2 separate regions of the Homo sapiens genome follow, and region 1 is linked to region 2. The links are chromatin loops, found by intact Hi-C in ENCODE. Cell type or tissue: heart right ventricle. All regions are shown on one strand.

Region 1 (8,000 bases), 59 kb after region 2:
AAATACCATTGCTTGGGTGTACATTTGGTTATTCACTTTTAATCATGCAAAGTGTGTTTCTAACTATAATTCATTTCCTTTCACTGCCAATAAACTTGACATAAAGAATTTGGAAGAAAAGTATCTCATATTAAACTAAGGTGACTTCTATGTCAAATAGAAAGATTCTAAAAATAGGAATGTTCTCTGATTTTAGTAAGAAAGTAAGGTACAGAAAATATTTAAAATATGGTTTCACTTGTAGGAACCTCTAAGATTATTTAAGAAATAGATACGATTCTTTTGGTAAGGAGTAGGGGCAATAAGTAGGTAATTCTATTGGGTGATAAGAAAATGTTGATGGCCAATGTTCTCTTTAATAACTACATATTACGTACCCTATATAGAAAATATATCAAAAATTATAGATCAATACATTTATATTTTCCCTCTGACATATGACTCAAAGCAGAGGTTATAACCTGGCTCCTACTCAGGTTTAGGGTACCACTCTCTCAGCCATGATCTTAAAAATTGTCTTGAAGATAATCTAATCAATAGATGAGATTAACATGAATACAAGAACAATTTGGAGGAAAATAAGCATTCAGCTATGTATAACTTTAATGTAGTTAGTCTAAAATAAAACCACTTTTTGAGACTTTTCTCCTGTCACCATGAAAAAAGGAAATCATGATAAATTTGAAGTGTGTCATAGCTAGAAAAATGCTAGAAAAACAAGACTGTTAGAATATCAGACAGTATTTTTATATCAGACCCAAAGCCTACTGGAACTAGAGTTGTTTTTTGCTTAAGTTAACTTTGTCACAATTTTATTTCATTCATCCTTTCAACAAATATTTATTGACAACTTACCGTGTGCTAAAATAAACTGGCTTTAGGCATAAGTGAACACTCACTTTTGGACTGATAGCATCTCAAAACTATTATTAAGAAAAATTCTAATTCATCTTCATTCTTTTAAAGAGGTGGATTATGCTTTTTGTTAATAGGTATTTGTTTTTATTTATTTATTTACTTATGAGACAGGGTCTCACTCTGTCATCCAGGCTGGAGTTCAGTGGTATGATCATAGCTCACTGTAACCTCAAACTCCTGGGCTCAAGTGATCTCCCACCTCAGCCTCCCAAGTAGCTGGGAGTACAGGCACATACCACCATACCCGGCTAATCTTGTTTTGTAGAGACAGGGTCTTGCTATGTTGCCCAGGCTGGTCTTGAACCCCTGGGCTCAAGTAATCCTCCCATCTTGGCCTCCCAAAGTACTGGGATTACGGGTGTGAACCACTGCACTGGCCAGTATTTATATTAAAATGTGAGATGGTTTGGTGTGATGCACATGAGCAGAAGCTCTGGAATCTAATTGAATTTGAGTTGCAACTGCACCATCAGCTATATAACCCTGAACAAATTATTTCTCTCTGATCCTCAGTTTCCTTATCTATAAAATGGAGATGCTAGGATATCCTTATTAGATAGCTATGAGGATTAAATGAGATAATGTAACATGAAGTACTTAGTACAATAATAGACTACCACTTTCTAATCCACCAAATAGTCTCACCTCCTATGCACTAAGATATAGATGTCCTAAAGTTGACTTGGAGAGGAGAGGCAGGGTCAGAACACACAAATAACAAACTCAGCCTTTGCAAAATCATTAATGAATGCATAGTACCTTCATCAATATCAGGAGGAAGTCCTCCAACAAACACCTTTCTAGAGTAGCGTTCTACTCGTTCCCCATTTTGACAGCGAGTGGGAGAACTTAAGCCAGATGACAAGGCTTGATCACCATGGCTATCATCCAGGAAGGCATCTTCAAAGGGAAAGAGAGAAGATCGACCTGAAACAAATGTGGGAGTTTCTATAATTAAAATGATTTTCTAGGACAATAAATGCTCTATTAGAAGCCCGAAGTGCAGAGAGAAGCATACAAAAAAAAAGGTGTCCTGAGCTGTGGCTTTTCCAAGATTAACAGGACTGAATATTACCAGATAACTTTTTATCATCATTTTTGTGTAAGGGTAGGCACAGCCTTGGGATGACCAGATTGCTAACTAAAGAAAAAGAATCATCCAGGTGGGCATGGAGGCTCATGCCTGTAATCCCAGCACTTTGGGAGGCTGAGGTGGGCGCATCACCTGAGGTCAGGAGTTCGAGGCCAGCCTGGCTAACATGGCAAAACCCCGTCTCTACTAAAAATACAAAAATTAGCCGGACATGGTGGTGCATGCATGTAATCCCAGCTACTCAGGAGGCTGAGGCAGGAGAATCGCTTGAACCCGAACCCGGGAGGTGGAGGATGCAGTGAGCCAAGATCGTGCCATTGCACTCCAGCCTGAGCAACAAGAGTAAAACTCAGTCTCAAAAAAAAAAAAAAAAGCATCAAAATTTCAGTGGTTTCCTTGCTAAAAAATCACTGCATTTTACTCATTCAGTCTCTATCATAGCTACTAGGAGTATATTCAGCAGCTATGTTTTTTTCTTTCTTTAGTCATTTCTTAAAATAAATGGACAAAGTAATCTCTATCCACAGATTTTTATCTGCTCTTTATGGTAATCTCAGAGGTTTAGTTCTAAAGAGTGGTCCTGATAGCCAAGGGAATACAAAACTGGTGACAGAGGCTGATAACTTCTTTTCTAATAGTGGAACTAAAGATCATCAAGTTTTCCTTGTCATTCCAAGCTACTCTAATTTGGAAATAAACATACGCAATAATAAAGGACAGGGTAAGTAAATGAAAACACATAACTTAAGATGTGGGAGTATAAATGTGGATGTGGTTATGAAACCCTTAACCCTACTAATCTAGGCTACATTTTATATCACTCAAAAAATATACGAAAAGAAATGAAAAAAGAATTATTTTCATTAATTCTATAGCCAAATAAAGTTTGTAGAGCAAAAGTATCTACCCAATCCACATGACTATAAGAAAGATACCAGCAGTTAGAGTCAGCAGTAAATTTACCAGCAGTAAATATAACACAATAATGTCATTTGGCATTACAAAATAAAATCTAAATTTAAAATCAAATATATTTCCTGTTTGAGTCAGTGACTTCCTAGCAAAACTTTCCACTAGGTTCCACTCTAAAAATGAACCATTAGAGTACTCTAACTTTTGGGGGAAAAAAGGAAAATTCCCCTCTAAAATAAATTAATATACTCTTAAAAAAAAAAAAGAGCAGTGTCTTCCCCATTTAGTCTATACTATCTTTATTTCCCTGAAACCTAGGTTTTTGTGTCACAACAGCCAACTCTAAAACAGAATATAAATAGCCCTTAGAAAAATACTGAACATGTATTTCTTTTACAAAAAAGTTAAAGTTATTAATATAACTCTGGTTATTTTGTGAACAACCCAGGTAGTGTAAAAAAGACACTGTTTTAATGCTAGGAGTTAAATAAGAAGACCAAATAATTTTTTGTTCAGTTTTCCCCAGCTTAGCTATAAAGAAACAGAACAAAATCTGTCATCTCATGCCACCCATCTTTTTTAGCCTGGCAGCAACAAACAATAGACAGTAAATTCTCATCCCTTGATGTTTGTTTTGATCACTGGGGGTGAAAGAAATAGATTTGCAGCAACTATAGGCAAAAAGAGCTTTCCAAAGACATCCAGTGACGTTCTCCTAGAGCTGACAGGTTTGCTTTATTCCATAGCCCACACTCAGTGAATTACATGCCTACTCAGTGTCAGGCACATGCGCAAATCAGCATTTCCCAGTGAGTGTTCCCAAACCCACCTCTTACCTTCAACACTAGTAACATTAGATACTCAGAAAACGAGAGCTGGGGAAGGGGAAATGAAATAATCTGGGAAAATAATGCGTACGTTATGCTTTTCCACCTCAGAAAATAAAAGGCTACGAAAAGTTCTACAGTAAAGAAACATTAACTGGCCAGGCATGGTGGCTCATGCCCATAGTCCCAGCACTTTGGGAGGCCGAGGCAGGTGGATCACTTGAGTCCAGGAGTTCAAGACCAGCCTGGGAAACATGGTGAAACTCTGTCTCTACAAAAAATACAAAAATTAGCCGGGCATGGTGATGCACATCTGTAGTTCCAGCTACTGGGGAAGCTGAGGTGGGAGGATCGCTTGAGTCCAGGAGGTAGAGGTTGCAGTGAGCTGAGACCACATCAGTGCACACCAGCCTGGGTGACAGAGTGAGGCCCTGTCTCAAAAAAAAAACATTAACTTACTCCAGCATTACCCAGATGTTAAAGGAACCCTTTACCATACAAAACTCAGTGGAAAACACTTGAGGAAATATTCACCCATATTTCAGTGACACCGAACAAATAAGATACTTCCTTGCCAAAGGAATCACAGTCTGGTGGGGGAGACAGGCAAGTACATAAATAATTATAAAACAGAGATGTGCTAAGAGAAGACTTTACCAAGTGACACAAGAACACAACTTACTGCCCTCCTGGAGATTGGCGGGGAGAGATTTTTAGAGTATTTTCACAGGAGGGCAATTTTGAGCAGAATCTTGTCAGAGTGGGAGTTTCTGAAGTAAAGGAACAAGAAGCCACAGAGCAAGTACTGTCAAAACAGCTCTTGATCTTTCCCTCCAAAATTGCTCCTTCTCTAATATTCCCTAAAATCTCAATAAAAATGCTGATTATCCACACTGGATTCAATCCAGAAACCTAGAAATCATCCTTGACATCTCCCTTTCTCTTATACTCCACGTCAAATCCATCTCTCACTAAATCCTGCCAATTCAAGCAGAGTAAATAGTCTGTTTAGTCTACTGACTTCTACCTCGTACCCCACAATGCTTTCTCCACAAAACAGCCAAAGGTACCATTTTCAAACATTAATTTGAACATGTAAGCACACTCCTCACCCCATCCTTGAAAGCCCTCAATGATTTCCCATTACTTTTTGGATAAAGTACAAAAACATAACTGTGAACTGCAAGGCCTCTGCACACCCCTTCTACGTCACAGTTGCTGCCTCTCCTTCTTGCTCACTAACTGCCAATCACACAGACCTCCTTCGTATTTTCGATTATTCCTCCTTGCTGCTAGCCATAAGGACAATGTGTTCCCTCTACCTAAAACAAACATACCCTTTTCAACTCTCCAATTTCCTAATTAATTCCTATTAATTCTTCAGGTCTCAGCTGAAAAGTCTTCCTCAGGTTGAACTTTCCTAAGCCTTTAGATTAGGTTAGATTCCCTTTTCTATCCACACACAGCCCCCTGTATTCTTCCTTCCTAACACTTTCCCCAAGGACCATTATACCATTTGGGTGCGTTTTTATTGAGTATCTCTTTCCCTAACCCTATTAAATTGTAAACTCTATTAGGATGGGACCAATTTAATCTTGTTCACCACTGTATCTTCCTGCCCTAATTAGGTCACATAAAAGGCACACCAAAAATGTTAAATGTGAGGCAGCATCCAGGGAAGGAAAACAGTAAGTGAAAAGGCATGTGGCTGCAAATCTATGATGAAACACAATACACAGGTGTGAGAATGGCAGAGATGTAACCATGTCCTAGAAAATTGAGACTTTTCCTATTGCTTTTATTTGGTCAGGCATTAATGTTCTATATTACAAAATGGAAAATTATTTTCCCATTTTTTGAATTTAATATTTATTCTAATACTGGCTTTTTTTTTTTTTTTTGAGACAGAGTCTCGCTCTGTCACCCAAGCTGAAGCGCAGTGGCACAATCTTGGCTCACTGCAACCTCTGCCTCCCAGGTTCAAAGGATTCTCTTGCCTCAACCTCCCCAGTAGCTGGGATTATAGGCATGTGCCACCACACCTGGCTTATTTTTCTATTTTTAGTAGAGACAAGGTTTCGCCGTGTTGGCCAGGCTGGTCTTGAACTCCTGACCTCAAGTGATCTGCCTGTCTCGGCCTCCCAACATGTTGGGATTATAGGTGTGAGCCACTGTGCCCAGCTCTAATACTGGCTTATTTTGAACGACACTAACTCCATAGAGACCATGATATTCTCACATAATCCATCTTCTGTCCTGTCAGAATGACTTCTCTAAGATACCTATGACCATGTTGTCCTCTAACCAAAATCCTACCATAACTTCTATTACTTCCAACATTTTGAACTCAGGGAGAGGGTGGATGAGGTGAGAGTCTGAAGAAATCTGTGACTGTCCAGATGAGACATGAGGAAGTCTTGAACGAGAGCAGTGAAAGAGTGAAGAAGCAGATGTGGAAGACATTCTGGCACAAAAAGAATTTTCTGCATGGCCAACATAACCACAGCTCAGAGTACTTTGGCAAAGAAAACAAAATCAAGAGTTGTAAAAATTTGGACAGTTTTATTAAGTGGTTATGGGTAATTAAGAAATTTCCCAAGGTTTTAAAACCAAACCTCTGTCTTATTATTAGTATTTAGAGTACGATAGACGTTAGCAATAAAATAAAGTTGGCCTTGGAAATGAAACTGCTAAGAACTAACACATAAATGATATTTCTCTAACTGTGGGTAATAATTAAGAATATAGGTCTGAGAACCCAACCCCCAGATCTACTAATCTGAATCTGTGGGGGTCAGGCTTGAAAATCTGTATTTGCACAAATTTCCCCAGTGATTCCTATGCTCAAGTTTAAGAATCACTGATGTGAAGATTATTTGTCTGCTACAGGCAGCCACTGAAAGAGATATTTTGTGTGAAGTATATGCAGCCCTGGGAAATATCCAAGTTCAATCAAGTTAAGGAAAGTATATTCTCAACACTGGAATGCAAAATCTATAACCTAATCATCCTTACTGTAACATGACTGCCTGAAGTGCTGGCAGAACAAAAAGTCTGCAGAAAGGATTTAAAAGACAGAATGGTAGAGTAAGAGCTTGTAGTATTTACCCAGCGCAGACCGACAGGCGATATGAGGACTTTATCATACTACGTAGGATTATTCCTCCAGGGGACAGAATGGTTCACGTGGTATTTCCAGAGCTTGAAAATAATCTATTTCCCTCTGCTCTCTCTCTCTCTTTTTTTTTTTTTAATATAGAGATGGGGTCTCACTAGGTTGCCCAGGTTGGTCTTGAACTCCTGGGCTCTAGTGATCTTCCTGCCTCAGCCTCCCAAAGTGCTGGGATTACAGGCATGAGCCACTGCTTCTGGCCCCTCTGCTCTTATTATAAGCTCCTGAAGGACTATTCCGTTAATAAATTCAGGACTCTGCAATTGTGAAGGGGTGACTCTTGAGCTAGTAGACAGTCAGCTACTGAAATTTTATTTCCATATGCAACCAGCTCCATGAGAAAACAGTGGTATTCTGATTTGTCCAGTAATCCCTTGTGAGGATGGTATTCATGCATTCATTTGATTGGCATAAATCCATCTCCAAAACAAATCATCCCTGAGAAGTCAGTAAAATTTTATTTCCTGGACATGTGTTACTAGAAACTGAAAATTTAAGAGGCTGCACCTAAATTGTGCCCCAGGAGAAGTCTTGCTTCACTAACTAGCATCTCTCTAACATATTTCTTTTTTTTAAGGGAAATATTTCCAAGACCAAAATGTGTTAAGCAAGCCACATTACTTATCAAAAAATATATTTCTATGTGAGGAGGATATAAACCTGCTTTAGAACACCATGATACTGCCACATAAAATATGTATATTCAATATTTCAATAAAAGCAGGAGAAAGGTTTCTCAAATGCTGCAAGTTGGCCATTTGGCTTTCAACCAATGGTCTGGTTCTCTGATATCTATTTCAATTACTATCTATAATTAGTTTTTGGTCCAGTAATTGGACAAATCATCTCTGAATGTGGAGATGGCTTAAAACCAAACAAGCTTGCAGGAAAAGTGCCAAATAGAAGACTTGCAAAGCATTAGTTAAGCATGGAAGGCTTGTCCAAGATAATTCCTCCCCAGAAGGCTCCCTTTCCTTCAGCAAATGATGGAAAAACAAAAGCCCATTGGCCAAGCTATGCTGTGAAAGCTGCTGGGACCTCACCTCTGAGCTCCCACCAAGGCCTCTGCCATCACTCC
Region 2 (8,000 bases):
AATCTTCAGGATCTCCTGATGCCAGAGAAGCACAAACATTCCATTACTTTGTGAATCTATCTGCTTGAAATCATCTGCACATTCCAAGGATTAGATCGTGACTGATGTTGCTGGCAGTTAAGTACTTTTGATAGGAAACAGAAACCCTCATCTGCTTATGCTCTTATGACAACCAATTATAAATAAATAATTTCCATTTATGAACTTATATGTAGTTGCTTTTTTGGCCACCAAAAAGTCTGCAGACATTTGAGTTGATTAGGTCTCACTTAAGTGAAGGGCAATTTGTTGAGAAGCTAGAAGAAACCAAGGTGACTTAAGAAGAGGTTTTTGGGAGAAGAGTATGAAAATTTCCCATCTCCCTCTCTACCCTCATCTGTATTTTATTATTTATTTATTTATTTACTTATTTTTGAGACGGAGTCTCACTCTGTTGCCCAGGCTGGAGTGCAGTGGTGCAATCTTGGCTCACTGCAAGCTCTGCCTCCTGGGTTCACACCATTCTTCTGCCTCAGCCTCCCGAGCAGCTGGGACTACAGGCGCCCGCCACCACGCCTGGCTAATTTTTTGTATTTTTAGTAGAGACTGGGTTTCACCGTGTTAGTCAGGATGGTCTCGATCTCCTGACCTCATGATCCGCCTGCCTCGGCCTCCCAAAGTGCTGAGATTACAGGTGTGAGCCACCGTGCCCGGCCTCATCTGTATTTTAACTACAGAAAGTCTAATACTATGACCACCCTTGAAGGGAAGTAAACAATAGTCAAACAACTGCTGTTCATATTTGGTCTTTTGCTCAACCAGTGAGTCTTCATTCAGCATACTTTATTAAGCATACTTAAATGAACTCATTTAAGTACTAAACAGAATTTCTAGTCCTCATTTGAAACCATCCTCTGCAGAGGGCAGAGACAAAGTAGCTCCCAGGAGGATGTTCTTAACATTTAACCTGAGGAAAATGAGGGTAGCAGAGCAGGGCATAGAGGCGAAGGAATCCAGAGTTCACACAGAGGTGAAAATAGGTATATAGTTCACGAGGAAGTCGAGACTTTCCAAACTACTTTTTATTTTCTTTCCCATCCAGACAGTGCTCATTGGTCTGTCTGGTCATGGTGGGAAGATGGCGGTCTAATAGCTATGGTTCAAGGGTATACCATACTTTGGACAAGATGCTCTGTGATCCTAAGACAACTTAAGTTGTCTCATGAACAACTTCCATGGTAGCAGCAACACAATGAGTCTAATCCACATGCTGGCTCTTGTGATGAGCGTCACTGTGCCACAGACTGGAGGGGCAAACTAGAATACTGCAGCAATATGGAGCATAGCATCCCCATGGATTCCTTTGGATTGTGATGACTACATCTCTGAATCTGAATATAAGCTTCAATTATGGTTCCTTGGATTTGCTCCTGATTCTTTTTTCTTTTTTCTTTTTCTTTTTTTGAGATGGAATCTCGCTCTATCGCTCAGGCTGGAGTGCAGTGACACGATCTCGGCTCACTGCAACCTCCGCCTCCAGGGTTCAAGCGATTCTCCTGCCTCCGCCTCCCAAGTAGCTGGGATTATAGGAGTGCAGTCACCACGCCCAACTCATTTTTATATTTTTAGTAGAGATGGGGTTTTGCCATATTGGCCAGGCTGGTCTTGAACTCCTGACATCAGGTAATCCACCTGCCTTGGCCTCCCAAAGTGCTGGGATTACAGGCGTGAGCCACCGTGCTTGGCCTGCTCCCAATTCTTTACAAAGATGTGAAAGGGTCTTTAGTTCACCAGAGAGGAAACCCATGATGACTCCTTCTTCATGGGTTCACCTTAGGGCCCTATTTATATCATTTAATTATAATACATTTCAAAGCCAGCTAAGGCAACATGTGAGTCTGAGATACTGGAGAGCCAAACGAGATAGAGTAGAAATGAGGATTCCAGAGGAAAATAACACATTCGTCTCTACAGATTCTAAACTGCGAATCTATAATCCATATTTCTTCTCTTTGGAAATAAGGACAAAACAGATAGGCAAGAGGCATAGGGCACCTTAAGATATCAAAGAGGTCTTGACTTCTGAAAGAAAGGAAGATTAAACTTGAGGAGGACTTTCTAGGTTTACCACAATTGTCAAGTTGGTTCAAGGGCAATTCACACACTTCAAGTGGAAGAAATGTGCTCATAAGCTTCTGCTCTGCATCAGATATGTTGGGAAGTTAAGAATATTTTCAAATAGATGGTATGAACAATGAATTAAATCAGACAGAGTACACTGGTACCAAGTAGACTGTTACTACTGTTACTGAGACAACATCTCAGATCTCAGCTTAATAAAGTATCTTTCTTTCGACCTGAGAAAGACCAGTTACTCTATCTGAACTCTGCTTCATCATCTCGAAAGCGCAGTCTACCACTTACAATCTCACAGGGTCATTGTGAGAATTAAACATCCATGAGAGCTCTGGGCACACTGCTGAGGACAGAGTGGTATTCAAATGTTTAGTTTTGTCCAGGGTTCTTGCCCCTCTCCCACCCTGTGAATCTCTGCTTAACATTTAAGTTGGCCTGGTTTTATGCTCTATAAGTATCAATTCATTGCAGTGTTATTTTGGTTTTATGCTAATATCACACAGCCTGCCACTGATATGGCAAAGTTTGACATCAGCTTTGGATGAGGGTTTGCTTTTGGTGCAGAGGGAGGACACAAACACATACTAACATTAGGAAAACCCTTATCCCTAAAGGTAATACAGTTAATCAAGTCAGTATGCCAAATCTGGAGTTTATCCGGGACAACCCATACTGAACTTAGGACATGGTGAAAAAGCTTCTACTGTTGAAAAACTTGATACAGGATGGTTTCTGCCTGCAACCATATCATAAAACAACAATAAAGGATAGGGTTATAATATACTCCTGTTTCCTAAGTCACAAATCAGGACATGGTTTCTAATACATGTGAACTATCAAATGTTTATATAAAATGTCTGAAATAAATGATCTTAGAAAAATTCAGGATATATGTTCTCTAGATATATGCCACATATCTCTGAATATTTACTTCACAAATTTTTACCTCCCACAGAAAAACCATCCTCACAACAGTCAGGGCAGGTGGGGAAGGCAGAGAAAGAAATTTCAGGATTCACCACAGAATATTGGTAGGGGAAAAAAAGAAAGGAAGGAATTATCACAGCAATTGTTAGGAAAGATAGAACCAAAAGATGAACGAGAAAACAGTAGGTTGTGGGGATTCAGATGAGCACTCTCTCAAGATTGATCTGTTTGCAGGGCCTAAGGAAGTCATGAAGTCAAGAACAGTTTATATGCTTCTAATGAGAAAGACTGAAAGTTTTTCCAGCCTGATCAAGGTTGGGAATGAATGGATCCAAAAGCTTGGTCACTGGGGCAGTCCTCCCATCAGATGCCAAAACCAAGAAATTTGGGATCAGAGGAATACTCATGTTAATCAACTGGGGAAGAGTACAGAGACCACATACCTCACTCTCTACTTTTTCCTGGTGATATCATAACCCCCAAGTCTGGCACTTATTTTCTGTCAGAGTGAAGAGATATGCATTCTGGAGAGGTCCTAATGCCACAGAGATATGCAACAGGGCTATTTCTGTATGGAGATTCACATTACGTGAATGAAGCAGAGTGGCAACGTGTTGTACTTCCAGGTGGCAGCAGGAGGAGAATCAAACTGCCCATTATTACCCTGTACTGACTCTAAAGAATATGCGAGCTTTAGCCACATGGTGGCACGGTGAGTCTACTTACAGGCTTTCCTAATGTGAGGGCAGGGTGAGGTGGGGAGTAGAAAGAAAACAAGATCTGATAAACACCAGGAGACTTCAGGCAAACCATCGTTGGCTTGCTATTGTCACCGATGGGAATGATGAAAGGAAGAGACAGTAATAATGTGTATTATTTGACATAGAAAAACCCACAATCAGGCAATGAGTAAGCTCATCTAAATTTTCCACTGATATTTTCCCATTTTCAGCTTTGCTTTTCTTTTCCTTTCTAGGACTGTGATTTTTTTCCAACCTAATTTTTTTTTTTTTTTTTTTTGAGATAAGGTCTTACTGTCACCCAGGCTGGAGTGCACTGATGCAATCTCAGCTCACTGCAGCCCCGAGCTCCCTGGGCTCAAGTGGTTCTCCTGCCTCAGCCCCCCAAGTAGCTGGAACTACAGGAGTGTGCCATCATGCCTGGCTAATTTTTGTATTTATTGTAGAGACAGGGTTTCACCATGTTGCCCAGGCTGGTCCAACCTGAGTTTTTAAAAGGAAGGTTTATCAAAGAACCAGAAACTCAGGACAATACTGCTTAAAATAGGTTGCCTTTTTTCTTTAAGAGGTGTTTGTATATTTCTGTTTAAAGGGATAAGGCCTGTATTCAGAATAACTATCAGTGATATTGGTCCTTGTCTTACAATGAGGAAATATCAAAGATTAAAAAAAAAAAACTCACAAGATCCAAAGGAATAACACTTCAGTGATAACATTTTAGTCACTGTGACATATTAAGGGATACTTTTTGGCCCTGAATAAGGTAAAAATCCACCTGGACATCTAAAATCACACCTGTTGAGTAGGGACACCCATATCTAGTCCAGGATCAGTCTACATAAAATGCTTAAAATAGTTTTAGACTTTCCAAAATTCCATAACTAGAATATCCCTTGGAAATAATAAAAAATGCTCTAAAGCATTTCAAAACCAAATTTGAAAATCATGTTAAAGAATATAATCTGGTCTCCAGTTAATTCTGAGTTCACATTCTATAAACACATTTGTTTTCTTCTGAAATCTTTTGACTGTCTGTAAATGATTACCTCTTTAACATGATAGTGGGATATTCAGTTTTGCATGACACATATTTTCTCAGTGCCAGTAATACAGTAGATGCTCAATAAATGTTTATCATTCAAGTGAACTGTACTGTATTCAACTTCAGCTTGTCTAGCAAAGTCACAATGAATTCCTTTAAAAAACGTCTTCTATTCCAAGGTATACATCAGTTCCCAAAGCTCAGTGTGTTTCAAAGAAACCCAATCCCTAGGATTATACATAAAAGTTGCAGATGTTAACTTTTTGTCTTGATAACATGGCCCTCTAAACTAGAAGTCTTGGGATGAATGGTAAAATTCTAAGACAATAATATAGATTACTTTGCCACCTAGAAACTAGCTATGCTTAAGGGAAGTGTTGGCATGGGAGGAACCCTATCAATAATTCAAGTGATTTTAGATTACTATCCACATAACTATAAAAACAAAACATTTTAAAACAAAAAATTTTAGCTTAGTTGAAAAAAAAGAGAACTTCGGCTGGGCACGGTGGCTCACACCTGTAATCCCAGCACTTTGGGAGGCCGAGGCGGGTGAATCATGAGGTCAGGAGTTTGAAACCAGCCTGGCCAACATGGTGAAACACTGTCTCTACCAAAAATACAAAACAGCCAGGCATGGTGGTGTGCGCCTGTAGTCCCAACTACTCGTGAAGCTGAGGCAGGAGAATCTCTTGAACCCGGGAGGTGGAGGTTGCAGTGAGCTGAGATCGGGCCATTGCACTCCAGCCCAGGTGACAGAGTGAGACTCCGTCTCAAAAAAAAAAGGAACTTCAAATTATGAAAGGTATAATATAGTATCTAGTCAGGGAACACAAAATCCCATTTCTTACTAGACAACTAAATATAATTCTTGTTTAATCCTAGAATTTGTGGCATCTTGCAGATACCAAATGTTAAAGAATATAATTTCATGCCCAGGGGTTCACTTCTTGCAGTGTTGGTGTGATCATACAGCAACCTTTTGGAAAAGGTATCTTCACAGGATTTACAGAAGAAAAATGATACATAGGCCCTTACCTATCCTTCCAAATCATTAAAACAGGAAGAATAAAGAGTGAATAATACAAATTGAAGTTTAATGTATAAACTTGTATGTCTGTGACTTAGATAGACATAAGAAGTTACAGCCAATTCTGTTATTTTTATAACTATAGGGCTTTTTCAGAATATTTTTTCAGATTCCTATCTAGGAAAAAAAGGAAAGGGGCTAGAACATAAAAACTAATTTGTGGCTGGGCGTGGTGGCTCACGCCTGTAATCCCAACTACTTTGGGAGGCTGAGGTGGGTGGATCACCTGAGGTCAGGAGTTCAAGACCAACCTGGCCAACATGGCAAAACCCTGTTTCTACTAGAAATACAAAAATTAGCCAGGTGTGGTGGCACACACCTGTAGTCCCAACTACTTGGGGGACTGAGGCTGGAGAATCACTTGAACCCAGGAGGCGGAGGTTGCAGTGAGCCGAGATCATGCCACTGCACTCCAGCCTGGGCAACAGAGCGAGACTCCATCTCAAACAAACAAACAAACAAAAAAACTAATTTGTGCTTGCAGTTAGTTGCAAAAGGAATAGCTAGAATACTAGCAATGATTGTCCATTTGTAAAATAAGGAAAAGGATTTCTGTCCCTCTCCACTCCTAAATATAACACTAGTTAGAAAAAGTCAGAAATATTTCACAACACCTCCACCATTTTTTTTAAAGCACAGTTTACAAAGGGCTGCATTTGCCCCCATCTCATAATGCTTTTCACGTTTGAATTAGCCCTTCTTAGACTTTATTCTCCGACTGCAGATAAAAGGGGAGCATCTCTGCTGTTTTGCTTTCTATCTTTCATTTGACAGTTTTCCATTCGAATGAAGAAAATAAGACCCAATCAGAACAAATATGTTTAAAAGTTCTTCAAAATGAAATTATGAGTGTCTTTATATAGGTCTAAAGTTATCTTTTAGGTGTAGGCTGGAGTTGGGATTTGGATGAGTATGTTACAAATGTTGAGGAACTTTCAGAATTAAGTTTTGAAAGTAATACAGCTAAATAACGTTAGGTTACATTTTATAATTCCATTTCACAACATGATTTTAATGATCTCTGCTTTTTGTTTTAATTTTAGGTAGAACTAAGTCTATGTGCATATAAATAACACAAAAGAAATGTACTTTCACAGTGGCAACAGTAACTTTTTTTGTCTTACTTTAAAAAAATAAACTTAATTATTCTAAGTGCTTCAAAAACTTAGATCTTAGAAATGATTTTGTTATACTCCACTGGCATTAATAGTGGTTATTAGGAGGCTGATGTACAGCTGATTGGATTTGTCTTTGGATTTAAATATGTATTGAAGCCATCAGTTCAACAACACTTCAAACTCTCCAGTCAATTATGATTCTGCTCAAATCCAGCAGCACAATTATTTCATCACTGGAAAGGAACTTAAAAAAAAAAACCAACAGGGAAGCTTTAAAAAAGATTTCTGTCATACATAACAATGCTGACTGGCATAAGAATGCACATTGCCAAATGTGTTATTATTTTTTATATAAGCAATTAAATAGGAAAGCACTAAATAGAATTCATTTTGTCAACATAACTGTTTAATGAAATTCACTTTTGCACCATAACAAAATAGAGCATTTTGGGAGAAAACCTTTAATCCTGAAAAAGCTCAGTGAAAATGATGACAGCCTTCTTTTTGGAGACTATGTATAGCTGACTGGAAACCTAGAAAATATTTAAGACTAAAGGCATTGGGGATTTTGTTGTTGTTGGTTTTGTTGTTGTGGTATTACTATTTCCACTCACCAGCTCGAAGGGGTCGTGGAACTCCCCCAACAAAGATAGTTTTTCTGGGGTCCAAAGGCTGAGAACCATCCATTACAAAGTCACTGTCACTTAGGTTCCATGGTCGAATTTGCACCTGAAAAAAAGTTGTTTACTTGGTCCTTACTTCATTTCCATCAACCCCAAATGAGAATAAGATGACTAAAGACAAACCCACTGATTTGTGCATTTCACAATGAACATGACCCAAACAAAATCCAGTTAATTAGTTAACGTAATCTGCATTAAGTACCTTTCAATAGAACTCTTGGGGAATCTACTTACAGGTACTGTACTCAGCACTCTAGACATATGACATATACCATGAAACCATCA

Evidence for each region. A loop is a pair of places that touch in the nucleus more often than their neighbours do. Peaks named below come from ENCODE experiments on the same cell type or tissue, not always from the same donor. Only the 100,000 strongest peaks of a DNase experiment are listed, where the experiment ranks them.
Region 1: a loop joins it to region 2, with 2.1 times the contacts of the local background. A loop is called at or near these places in 2 of 110 quality-filtered maps.

What each region holds. Positions count from the first base shown.
Region 1 is chr10:92,143,268-92,151,267 of GRCh38, forward strand. It overlaps CPEB3 (cytoplasmic polyadenylation element binding protein 3), which reads right to left. Exons shown (of 10, transcript NM_014912.5): 5 at 1,678-1,818. Among named protein-coding and RNA genes, the nearest start is that of CPEB3, 140 kb to the right of the region's middle. In heart right ventricle, no CTCF peak of the experiment used is centred here; no DNase peak of the experiment used is centred here; H3K27ac peaks cover 2,784 bases.
Region 2 is chr10:92,084,184-92,092,183 of GRCh38, forward strand. CPEB3 (cytoplasmic polyadenylation element binding protein 3) reads right to left here. Exons shown (of 10, transcript NM_014912.5): 8 at 7,647-7,761. Among named protein-coding and RNA genes, the nearest start is that of BTAF1, 160 kb to the left of the region's middle. In heart right ventricle, a CTCF peak has its summit at 3,747 (motif pointing right); a DNase peak (open chromatin) is centred at 3,738; H3K27ac peaks cover 1,691 bases.